Regions from separate parts of the Homo sapiens genome. Here region 2 is linked to region 1. Evidence: chromatin loops called from intact Hi-C (ENCODE). Cell type or tissue: B cell. All regions are shown on one strand. Each heading gives the region's core, and the rest is flanking DNA. Links, peaks and the distances in the headings are about the cores only. Region 1 holds the start of CYBC1 (cytochrome b-245 chaperone 1). Region 2 holds the start of SLC16A3 (solute carrier family 16 member 3).

The links. Hi-C counts contacts between places; a loop is a spot of excess contacts. Peaks named below come from ENCODE experiments on the same cell type or tissue, not always from the same donor. Only the 100,000 strongest peaks of a DNase experiment are listed, where the experiment ranks them.
Region 2: it touches region 1 in a loop (11-fold over the local background); 2 of 110 quality-filtered maps call a loop at or near these places.

What each region holds. Positions count from the first base shown.
Region 1 is chr17:82,448,186-82,452,089 of GRCh38, reverse strand. It overlaps CYBC1 (cytochrome b-245 chaperone 1), which reads left to right and starts at 1,338. Exons shown (of 7, transcript NM_001033046.4): 1 at 1,338-1,390; 2 at 2,798-2,920. The coding sequence starts at 2,836. RefSeq lists silencers at 1,278-1,637, 2,948-2,997 and an enhancer at 2,268-2,527. In B cell, for the core only: no CTCF peak of the experiment used is centred there; a DNase peak (open chromatin) is centred at 2,539; H3K4me3 peaks cover 1,887 bases; H3K27ac peaks cover 2,350 bases.
Region 2 is chr17:82,228,151-82,233,562 of GRCh38, reverse strand. SLC16A3 (solute carrier family 16 member 3) reads right to left here and starts at 4,521. Exons shown (of 5, transcript NM_004207.4): 1 at 4,457-4,521. RefSeq lists silencers at 1,456-1,725, 1,956-2,595, 4,056-4,105, 4,116-4,275, 4,396-4,715 and 3 more. In B cell, for the core only: CTCF peaks have their summits at 2,275 and 2,477; DNase peaks (open chromatin) are centred at 1,602, 2,412, 2,552, 3,996 and 3 weaker places; H3K4me3 peaks cover 2,440 bases; H3K27ac peaks cover 1,470 bases.

The DNA of each region.
Region 1 (3,904 bases), core at 1,378-3,877:
TACTTTGTCAACTTCAAGATCTGTTTTTGTTTTGTTTTGTTATTTTTTATTGAGATGGAGTCTCACTCTGTTGCCCAGGCTGGAGAGCAGTGGCACGATCTCGGCTCACTGCAAGCTCTGCCTCCCGGGTTCACGCCATTCTCCTGCCTCAGCCTCCCGAGTAGCTGGGACTATGAGCACCCGCCACCACGCCCAGCTAATTTTTTTGTGTTTTTAGTAGAGATGAGGTTTCACTGTGTTAGCCAGGATGGTCTCAATCTCCTGACCTCGTGATCTGCCCACCTTGGCCTCCCAAAGTGCTGGGATTACAGGCGTGAGCCACCGCACCTGGCCACCTCAAGATCTGTTTTAATGTGAATGCTGGTCAGCTGTGTGCCTGAATTCCAAAAGGGAGGAGGGAGTGAGGTATGTCTGTCTCCCCCTTCCCATCACTGCCTGAGCTAGTTTTTCAGGATAACTTGGGAATGCTCTTGGCCAAGCGGAAGGGTCCATTCAGATGGTTGAGGTTTCGAATTGCTGACTGTATCCTTGTAGAATCCTTTAGTACAGTCTTGTCTTCCACATTTCCAGTAATTCACTCTAGAAGCTTGTTCACATTCAGGTTAAATTTTTTCTGGCAAGACTACTTCATAGTGTTGTGTACTTCTGATATCTAACTGACCTTTTTGCGATGTTAATTAGCAGTCATTGATGACATTGCCTAGGTCCGTTAATTCATAGGGTGATGTTTTAATCCTACTGTTTCTTCTTCATTTATTAGCGGGAAAACTTCTATAATGAGAAATTCTTCTCATGCAGTATTTGGTTACTCTGCTGTAAATTTCATAAAGGCAGGACAAATGCTTGATGCTTTCCTTTTATTAACCAGGCCACAAACTGGGGTGAGCTTACCAGCATCCTCCAAAGGTGAACAGAGTTAAAAAATACATTATTATGAATTACAGACTGGAGCATCTGAGGATTTTAAATTCACTCGAATTCCTGTTCTTATTCATGCTCAAATCTTCTTTTTTGGCAATGAGAACCGCTTCAGTTTCGCTTCTATGTTAGCAAGACGTTCATAGTCCTTGGTAAGTTCTTTGCTGTCGGATACGTTTCCCCGCACGTTTCTTTTTTTCAAGAAAACTGGCTTCTTTAGCAGGAACCACCCGCCTCCTCCTGCGGCTCCGCCCGGATCCCGGAAATCCGCTCGGCTCCGCCCCATCCAGGAAATGCTTGCGGCCCCGCCCCAATCCCGTAAGCGCGCGCGGCCCCGCCCCCAATCCCGGAAGCGCGCGCGGCCCCGCCCCCGAAAGTCGGCTCGGCTCCGCTCCAATCCCGGAAGTGCGCGCGGCCCCGCCCCCGCCGGTTCGCGTCTCTCTGCTGCGGCGCGGGGACCGCTGTGCTCTCGGTAGGCGGCTGGGCTGGGTGGGCTCCGCACTTCCTTCCCGCTCCGTGCCGCGCGTCCCGGCACCCTTAGGCCCACTCCGGGAGGGGTCTGCGTCCTGGGCCCGCCTGCCGGCTGTTCCGTGTCCCGCCGTGCCCGTCGCGGGCGGCCTCGCGCCTGTTCCGCTGCAGGTTGGCCCCGGCGGCGGGAGCGCCCCCGATCCGGACAAAGAAACGAGCGCTCGGTGCGACTAGCGGCGCGGGCGGCTTTGCCAGCGCGCGTGTGCTTGTGTCCGCGAGTGTGCGTGTGTGTGTGCATTTGGATGTGGAATGCCGGGTGTTTCGGGAGCAATGAGGCAACTGAGGCCCGGGAGGGAGCCCAGTCATATACCAGCATCTAGGATTGGTTTGTGTGATTTGAACCCACTATTTTTTATTTTTTTGAGACACGGTCTCACTCTGTCACCCAGGCTGGAGTCCAGTGGCACGATTTCTGCTCACTGCAGCCTCCACCTCCCGGCCTCAGGTGATCCTCCCAGCTCAGCCTCCTGAATAACTAGGACCACAGGCGTACACCACCACACCGGGCTGTTTTATGTATTTTCTGTGGAGACGGGGTTTCGCCACGTTGCCCTGGCTGGTCTTGAACTCCGTGACTCAAACAATCCGCACGCCTCGTCCTCCCAAAGTGCTGAGATTACAGGCCTGAGCCACCGCGCCCAGCCTGAACCCCCTACTTAATGTCAGAAATTTGATTTGACTTCACAGGGAAAGCCCTGAGAAACTACCAGAACGGGGTCCCTGGGGCCAGTGTTGGGAGCGTACGGTGAAGTGGCAGGGCTGCTGCGCCCGTGCGGAACTCCGCTGTGGAAGATTAGCCCCTTTGGTGACTCGTCGGTTCTGGCCGCTTTGGGACCCTCTACTGTGCAGTCTGAACTTTCAGCAGGTGGAGGAGGGCAGAGAGAGAGCTGAGATCGTTGGTCCATGCCAGTGCGAGAGCCAGTACGGCCGGAAGCCATGATGGGACTTTCAGTTCCTTTCTTGGTGGAGGCCAGCACAGGGGAGAGGGGGTGCCCACAGATGCTAGAAGCTTAAAGGCTGCTGGGGGCTAGCGGCCTCAGGACATAAGGTTTCCAGACAGGACGGGGCAGGTGGTGATGCAGCTGTAGCTCGTGAGTCTGAGCGGGAAACAGCCCCCGCGCAGTCGGTGTCGCTGTGAACGGAAAAGGGCCTTCCTTACACAGGAAACGGGGTCTCTGGGGGATCCAGTGACGTGCCCAACCACAGAGACCAGGTGAGACTGGCTGATGGTGTCTGGGGCTGCAGGTGACTTAGTTGGGGGACCTGCTCTTGGCCTCCAGACTGGGCCTGATGGCGTGGGCGCCTGCCTGTGTGCAGGCCCAAGGGCTCAGCTGCCTCTGTCTGTTCCCAGACCCCTCCTCCTGTAGAGAGTGGTGCTGCCCTCTCGGGATGTACCTGCAGGTGGAGACCCGCACCAGCTCCCGCCTCCATCTGAAGAGGGCTCCAGGCATCCGGTCCTGGTCCCTGCTGGTTGGTAAGGCTCTCCACGTCCCTCCCCAGAACCCCAGAACCGGAAGCCTGACTTTCAAAAAGGATGAAAATGAAACAAAATATTTTCTCTTTTTTCTATTACCTTGAAATCTAATGGCTATTTTGTTTCTTTGTATCCATTCAAATTCTATCTGGTGTACTTGGTTTTACAGATAATGCATGTCTGTTTTGTCCCCTTTTAATCACTAACACCCAGCGTATTTAATATACTCTATGAGCTTTTCTGAGGTCACCATATTTTCCTTTGTACTTGTTTTGAACCACGTGATGGGTGATCGTGGGTTCCCATGTCTCCTCCTCCCTGGTCCTCAGACCTCTTCGTAGGACTCACAGTCCACTAACCACGTGATGGGTGATCGTGGGTTCCCATGTCTCCTCCTCCCTGGTCCTCAGACCTCTTCGTAGGACTCACAGTCCACTAACCACGTGATGGGTGATCGTGGGTTCCCATGTCTCCTCCTCCCTGGTCCTCAGACCTCTTCGTAGGACTCACAGTCCACTAACCACGTGATGGGTGATCGTGGGTTCCCATGTCTCCTCCTCCCTGGTCCTCAGACCTCTTCGTAGGACTCACAGTCCACTAACCACGTGATGGGTGATCGTGGGTTCCCATGTCTCCTCCTCCCTGGTCCTCAGACCTCTTCGTAGGACTCACAGTCCACTAACCACGTGATGGGTGATCGTGGGTTCCCATGTCTCCTCCTCCCTGGTCCTCAGACCTCTTCGTAGGACTCACAGTCCACTAACCACGTGATGGGTGATCGTGGGTTCCCATGTCTCCTCCTCCCTGGTCCTCAGACCTCTTCGTAGGACTCACAGTCCACTAACCACGTGATGGGTGATCGTGGGTTCCCATGTCTCCTCCTCCCTGGTCCTCAGACCTCTTCGTAGGACTCACAGTCCACTTAGCCTCCCGTCCTCCATCGCTACCCACCAGTAGGGTCCTGTACCCTTGGGGACAGCTGCA
Region 2 (5,412 bases), core at 1,527-4,026, 220 kb after region 1:
CAGGCAGACCCAGGGTTTGAAGCCCGCCAGGGTCCTCAGGAGACAGACGAGGGCGTGTGGGGAGGCAGGGGACAGTGGCCACCCTCAGGAGACGCGGCGCCCCTGAATTAGTGTCAAGGAGGGCTGGCAGAGGGTTGGGGCAGTGCCAGGACTCACTGACCAGGAGAGCACAGCATGTTCTGAGACCTGAGGTGCTTGTGGCTTCCACGTGACGCTCATGTGGGGAGGGCCATCTTCTGTGTCAAGATGAGGCATTTGGACAAGCCCCCAGACCACAACCTGGCACCATCGTCTGTCCTCACCCAGCCTGTGGTGCCAGCCATGCTGAAATGGCTCCAGGAGTTCCCACTCCAGCCTGGTGTCCAGGGGCTGACTTGGAGCCAGCTGTCTGCCCACATGGCTTGGGGCAAGGGATTCCACAGGAGGTAGAGTACGGGGAAGGGGCACAAAATAATGGCCCACACTCCCCATCTTCCAGGATAACCCCGGCACCGTGATGGGCCAAGGTACAGACTGCCCGGTGTTCCAGGGACAACCCTGGGGCTGTCCTGCCTGGAGCACACGCCACAGCCACCAAGCATTGGCCTCTCCGTGGGCACACGCCACAGGCTGGCCTTCCCCTGACATTTACCAACCCCCCCCCCGCCGCCCCCCAGGAAGCATGCCAACCCACCCAGAAATAACCTGGCCTCTGGGATGAGAAAGCTGATCTCCCAGGTGGGGGCTGCCCGGAGAGCAGGTCCCCCAAAGGCTCTACGACCCCAGGCTGCTGGAAGCTGAGCGGGAGGCCTGGGGCAGGGGTGGGTGGGAAAGTCCCTTGCAGGAGACCCTGCGTCCCACAGCCATGCGCCCTCCCAAGCCAGGGGCTCCTGCAGGCAGTTCCCTCGAGGGTGCAGGGCGCAGGGCTCTGCAAGGACCCCTGGCTTTAGACCAGGATTCGACCATGAAGTCCTCAGGACCTGGGTGCCTGCCAGTTCGGACCCCTGCACTGCCCCGTCACAGGCCTGGAACGCCATGCCAGGTGGCTCGAAATGCCGTCCTGCAGAGTCAACCTGGACTCATGCACAGAGGGTCCTGAACCTGACCCCTGCTGCCCAAGCCCGCTCCTCCGGGACCTCTCCAGAAACCTCGCCCACCACCTTGGGGGGCACTGGGCACCCTGGCATGCTTCCCCTCAGGCGTCTGGACCTGCAGACCCCTCACCCGCCTAGGTCCTCAGGTTTGTGCGCAGCGCCGCCGCCTCGCTGAGGCCTCTGCTGGACTGTCAGCCCGTTCCCTGGGTCCGTGCAGTGGCCTGAGCCCGGGGCCCGTGGCCTGTTACCTAACTGACTCCAGCCCTTGAAGGATGGGCTTTGGCCCTGCCTTTGTGGCCCAGGCAGGAGGCGGGGCAGGAAAAGGGTAATTCGTTTCCTTCCTGGATCCCATGAGCTGCCTGAGGACCAAGGAAGCGGCCTCTGTGGCCAGCGCCTGGCTGCCGAGGGGTGCCGAGGGCGGGAGGGCGCTGCACCGGGGGAGGGGCCTCCCTCAGTTCCCTTCTTCCCCCGCAGCCCCTGTTGTGCAAACAAGGAAGGAGCAGTGAGCAACTCCCGGCAGCCCCGCCCCAGGCGCCTGCAAAGGTGTCGGGGCCGAGCTTGCAGGGGGTGGACGCTGCGCAAGGGGCTGCCCCAGGCCTGGGCCCTGCGCCCCACCTCTGACCCCCGCAGACCCCTCGCGCAGCCCGTGCCCTGCCGCTCTGTGTCCGCTTACATCACGACGGCAGGGGCCGGCGGGGCAGACACACAGGCCTCATTTGCGGATTGGCCACTCCCACCCAGGGCCAGGGCCAGGAGCCCCCACTGGTGCCCCAAGTGGGGCTGGGCGCAAGTCCCCTTTGGGAAAGGAAGGCTGCATGTGCCGCCGCAGGCTTCAATCCTGAGCTGGCACTGCGGGGTCTCAGAGCTTTGAAGACCCCTTCTCCGCAAGGCTGTCACCGCCCTGGGGCCGGGAGGTGGTGGGGGCCGGAGCTGGTCCAGAGCCGCCGTCCCCCACCTCCGAGGCCTCCTGGACCCCGCAAGGCCGCCCCTCCACCCTAAAGCCAGTGCCTGAAGGCCAAGGCTGGAAGGGGAGTCGGGTCAGGAGGCGCCCCCTACCCCACCGCCGCCCAGCGGGCGTCGTGGGGACCCGGGGGGGAAGGTGAAGACCGGGAGGAGGCAGGAAGGCGGGAGGTGCGGGGCGAAGGGGGGAACCCAAAACTCCACCCTCGCCAGGAGAGGCCCCTCCTCGGCGCAATCCCCGCCCGGGCCGGAGGGACGGCTGGAGGGCGCCTGCGGGTTCCGGCTTCCCGGCTCTGCGGGCGGGGGTCGGCGCGGGTGGTCGAGGCTGGGCGGGGCCCACCCGGGGGAGGGGGAGGGAAGGATGCTCCGCCCGGCCCCGCCCCGCCAGCCGCGGGACGTGGGGGACGTGACCGCGCCATGGGAGGAGCCCCCGTATTGCCCGCAGTAGGCGCCCTACTGGACGCTACCGTAATTGCCGGCGCGCGGGTCCACCGGGGTCAGCGGAGCCCGGGAGCCGCGCCAGGCGTCGGGGCCTCGAAGCCACAGGGCGGGGCCGACTCCACTTGCTGCAGAGGTGGGACCAGTGGGCGCGGCTCGGGACTCGGGGGCGTCGACTCGTGAACTGCGGGTCTCGGAGCAGGAGCCCGGCGGTTCGGTTCCGTTGCGTGCGGCTGCCCGGCGTGGCCCATTTCACAGATGGGCCTGACTCGGGCAGGTGACGCTAGGAGGACGCCCTGAGCTCTGTCTGCTCCCGCCCCGCCCCTGCCCCAGGGCCCGGGCACCTCCAATGGCTCTGCGCCACTGCCCGGAAGGCCCCCGCTGGGGCCCAGAGTGTGGCCCACATTTGGCACCTCACTGGAGGGAGCGGCACAGGCCCTTCTGTCCCACGTGGCCAGGTCACCCCAGGACCCACCGCTGAGCCAGCCGAGCCTGGCATAAGGGTCACTGCAGGCCAGTAGGGGGGACCCGTCCGGCCTGACGGCTGGGCTGGGATCCATAGAGCCCTCTGGTAGCTGCCCCTCCAAAGTAAAGTGCCCCGCTCCAGTCAGTGGGGTCTGGCCTGATCGTGCAGGCCACATGGCTTTCTGGGTGGCCTGGATGGCGGGCCCTGCCCAAGGTCACATGGGGTCGTTACCAAGCCTGCCTTGAGACCAGGCCTCCAGGTGCCCACCCCAGACTCTGTCCACACCATGGGGCCCTGGGGGACAGACGCTGCACGTGCCACGGCAGAGCCCCCATGCACTCAAAGCCTCTCTGGGGGCAGACACCCCCCCACGGCCTCCTAGCACCTCCTCAGTTCCTTCCCTCCATGAGGGAGTCGAGCCCAGCCGCCTCCACACCACGCTGGCGGAATAGACCCTCCTTCAGCAGGGTCAGGCCAGCACCCACCTGACTTCCAGGCCTGTGCAGTGAAGCTGGGACCTTGGACTCCCCGGCCCCAACAGACACAAGACCTCCCACCCTTGTGCTCAGCATGGACAAGCCCCTGGGCCTTGGGGTGGGCCAACTGCCATTTCCCGCCCAGCAGGCCTGACTCTGGCCATCACCAGGAGAGGGACCCTTTCAGCCCATGCCTCTGGGACAGAGAGGAGGACAGCCGCCCCTCGGCTCCCCCCATCGTCCCTCACCGACTCCAGCCACCCCTGGAGGCCCCGGCCAGAGCTAAGGGCTTCCCTTCCACTCTGCGGCTCCTGTCTCTTGACTGGCCCAACACCCAGGGAGGCTCCTGACCAACCCACTTTTCGTATAGGGAAACTGAGGCGTGGGTTAGGAAGTGGGAGGCTACCAAAGGCTGCGCCTGGTTTTCCCACGAGCTGGGGGCCAGGGGTGGAGGTAGGGCGAACCCAGGGAGCCCAGCCTGGCTCTGGAGAGGGTCCCCCACTTCCCTGCACGGTCTCGGGCTGTTAGTCATTGCCCAAGGGCGGGTGTGGGTCGGGGAGTGTTCAGGGTGTTGCGAACAGGGGAAAGCGCCACGGCCCGAGCGCAAGTGCTCCCCACTCCCTCGGGGAGGCCACCCATACAGGGAGGGCTGCAGCAGCCCCACCAAATATAGCCCGCGCCCCCCGCCACCGCGGACCGAGCTATTTATACCCGGACCGGGCTTGGCCGCCGGCGCAGCCATCTCCTGGCCCGAGCCCAGCCCCTGAGGGCAGCCCGACGGGTGGGCGCCGGGCCGGACCGGGGGAGACGAGACTGGGCAGCCAGGTATGCGAGGGCGCGGAGGGGCGCGGCTGGCTCTCGGGAGCCCTCGGTGGGGCCCGCTCGGGGTCGAGAAGGCTAGTCCATGCCCCGGGCGCCCCCGGACCTGATGGACAAAGTGGGCGGGGTGGGGGTGAGAGCGCGGACCCCGAGGTCGCCCCCTTGCCCGGCACGGGGGAGCTCCTGGGCCCCGGCCCGCGCGCGAGCATCGCGGCCGCGCCTACCTGCCGCCGCTGGGCCGCCTCAGCCCGCCTCTCGCCGCCTCTCGCCGCCTCTGCCCGCCTCTGCCGGTCCGCTCCGCGCCGGGGGCGACTTTAAGTGCTCGGGTCGCTGGCGCGGCACGTCCCCCGCGCACGTCACCGCCTGGCGCCGCCCCTGCGCGCCCCGCCCGGACCCCGCGCCGCCTCCGGACGGGCTCCCGGGCCGCAGCTCCCCGACGGCGCGTCCCGCAACCCCGCCGGGCCCAGGGACCCCCCCAACCGGAACCGGCCCCGTCGGCGCCCCCGGCCCGGAGCTGGCCCGCCCCCTCTGCTCCTCGGGACTGGGTCTTCCCGGCCTCGCCTCCCCCGGAGTCCAGGCTCGCTTCGCCCCTCCGCCCCGCCGTCCCTCCGTTTCCCCGCCTCGGAGCGCAGCGCGGCAGGTCCCAACGTCCTCCAGGGCAGCGACCCCTCGCCCCCCAACGCCGGGGCCCCTTTGGTGGGGAGGTGCGCGCGGGTCCCGTGGGGTTCCGGCCGCCTGGCTCAGCTCCGGGGCCCACATCCTCCCTCTCTGAGGCCACGTCCGACCTGTCCCCCTTCAGACCTCCGCTTCCTCTCCGGTCCCGGTGCGGACGGCGGCTCTTCCTGGCTAGGGGAGCGGCCCGCGGCCTGCGCTGCCTGGATGTGGGGCACGGCCTCGCCCTCCCTGAACTTCCGTTTCCCCAGGTGGCTCCGCGCCCTGCGGGGCCCTACAAAGCCACCGACTCCAGCCCTGCGCCCCTGCCCCGCCCCTCTCGCGGCCCAGAACCCGACGCGGAGGCCGGGGCGGCTCCCACCTTCGGGGAGGCGAGGGCTGCCCACCCGCTGGACCTCGTGAGGTGCTTCTCCCAGCCTGTTTTCTCTCATTTGCAACATGGAAATAACGGGCCGCTTTGGGTGCTGAGGTTTGAGGTGGCTCCAGGGAGTAAGGCCTTTGTTGGCCT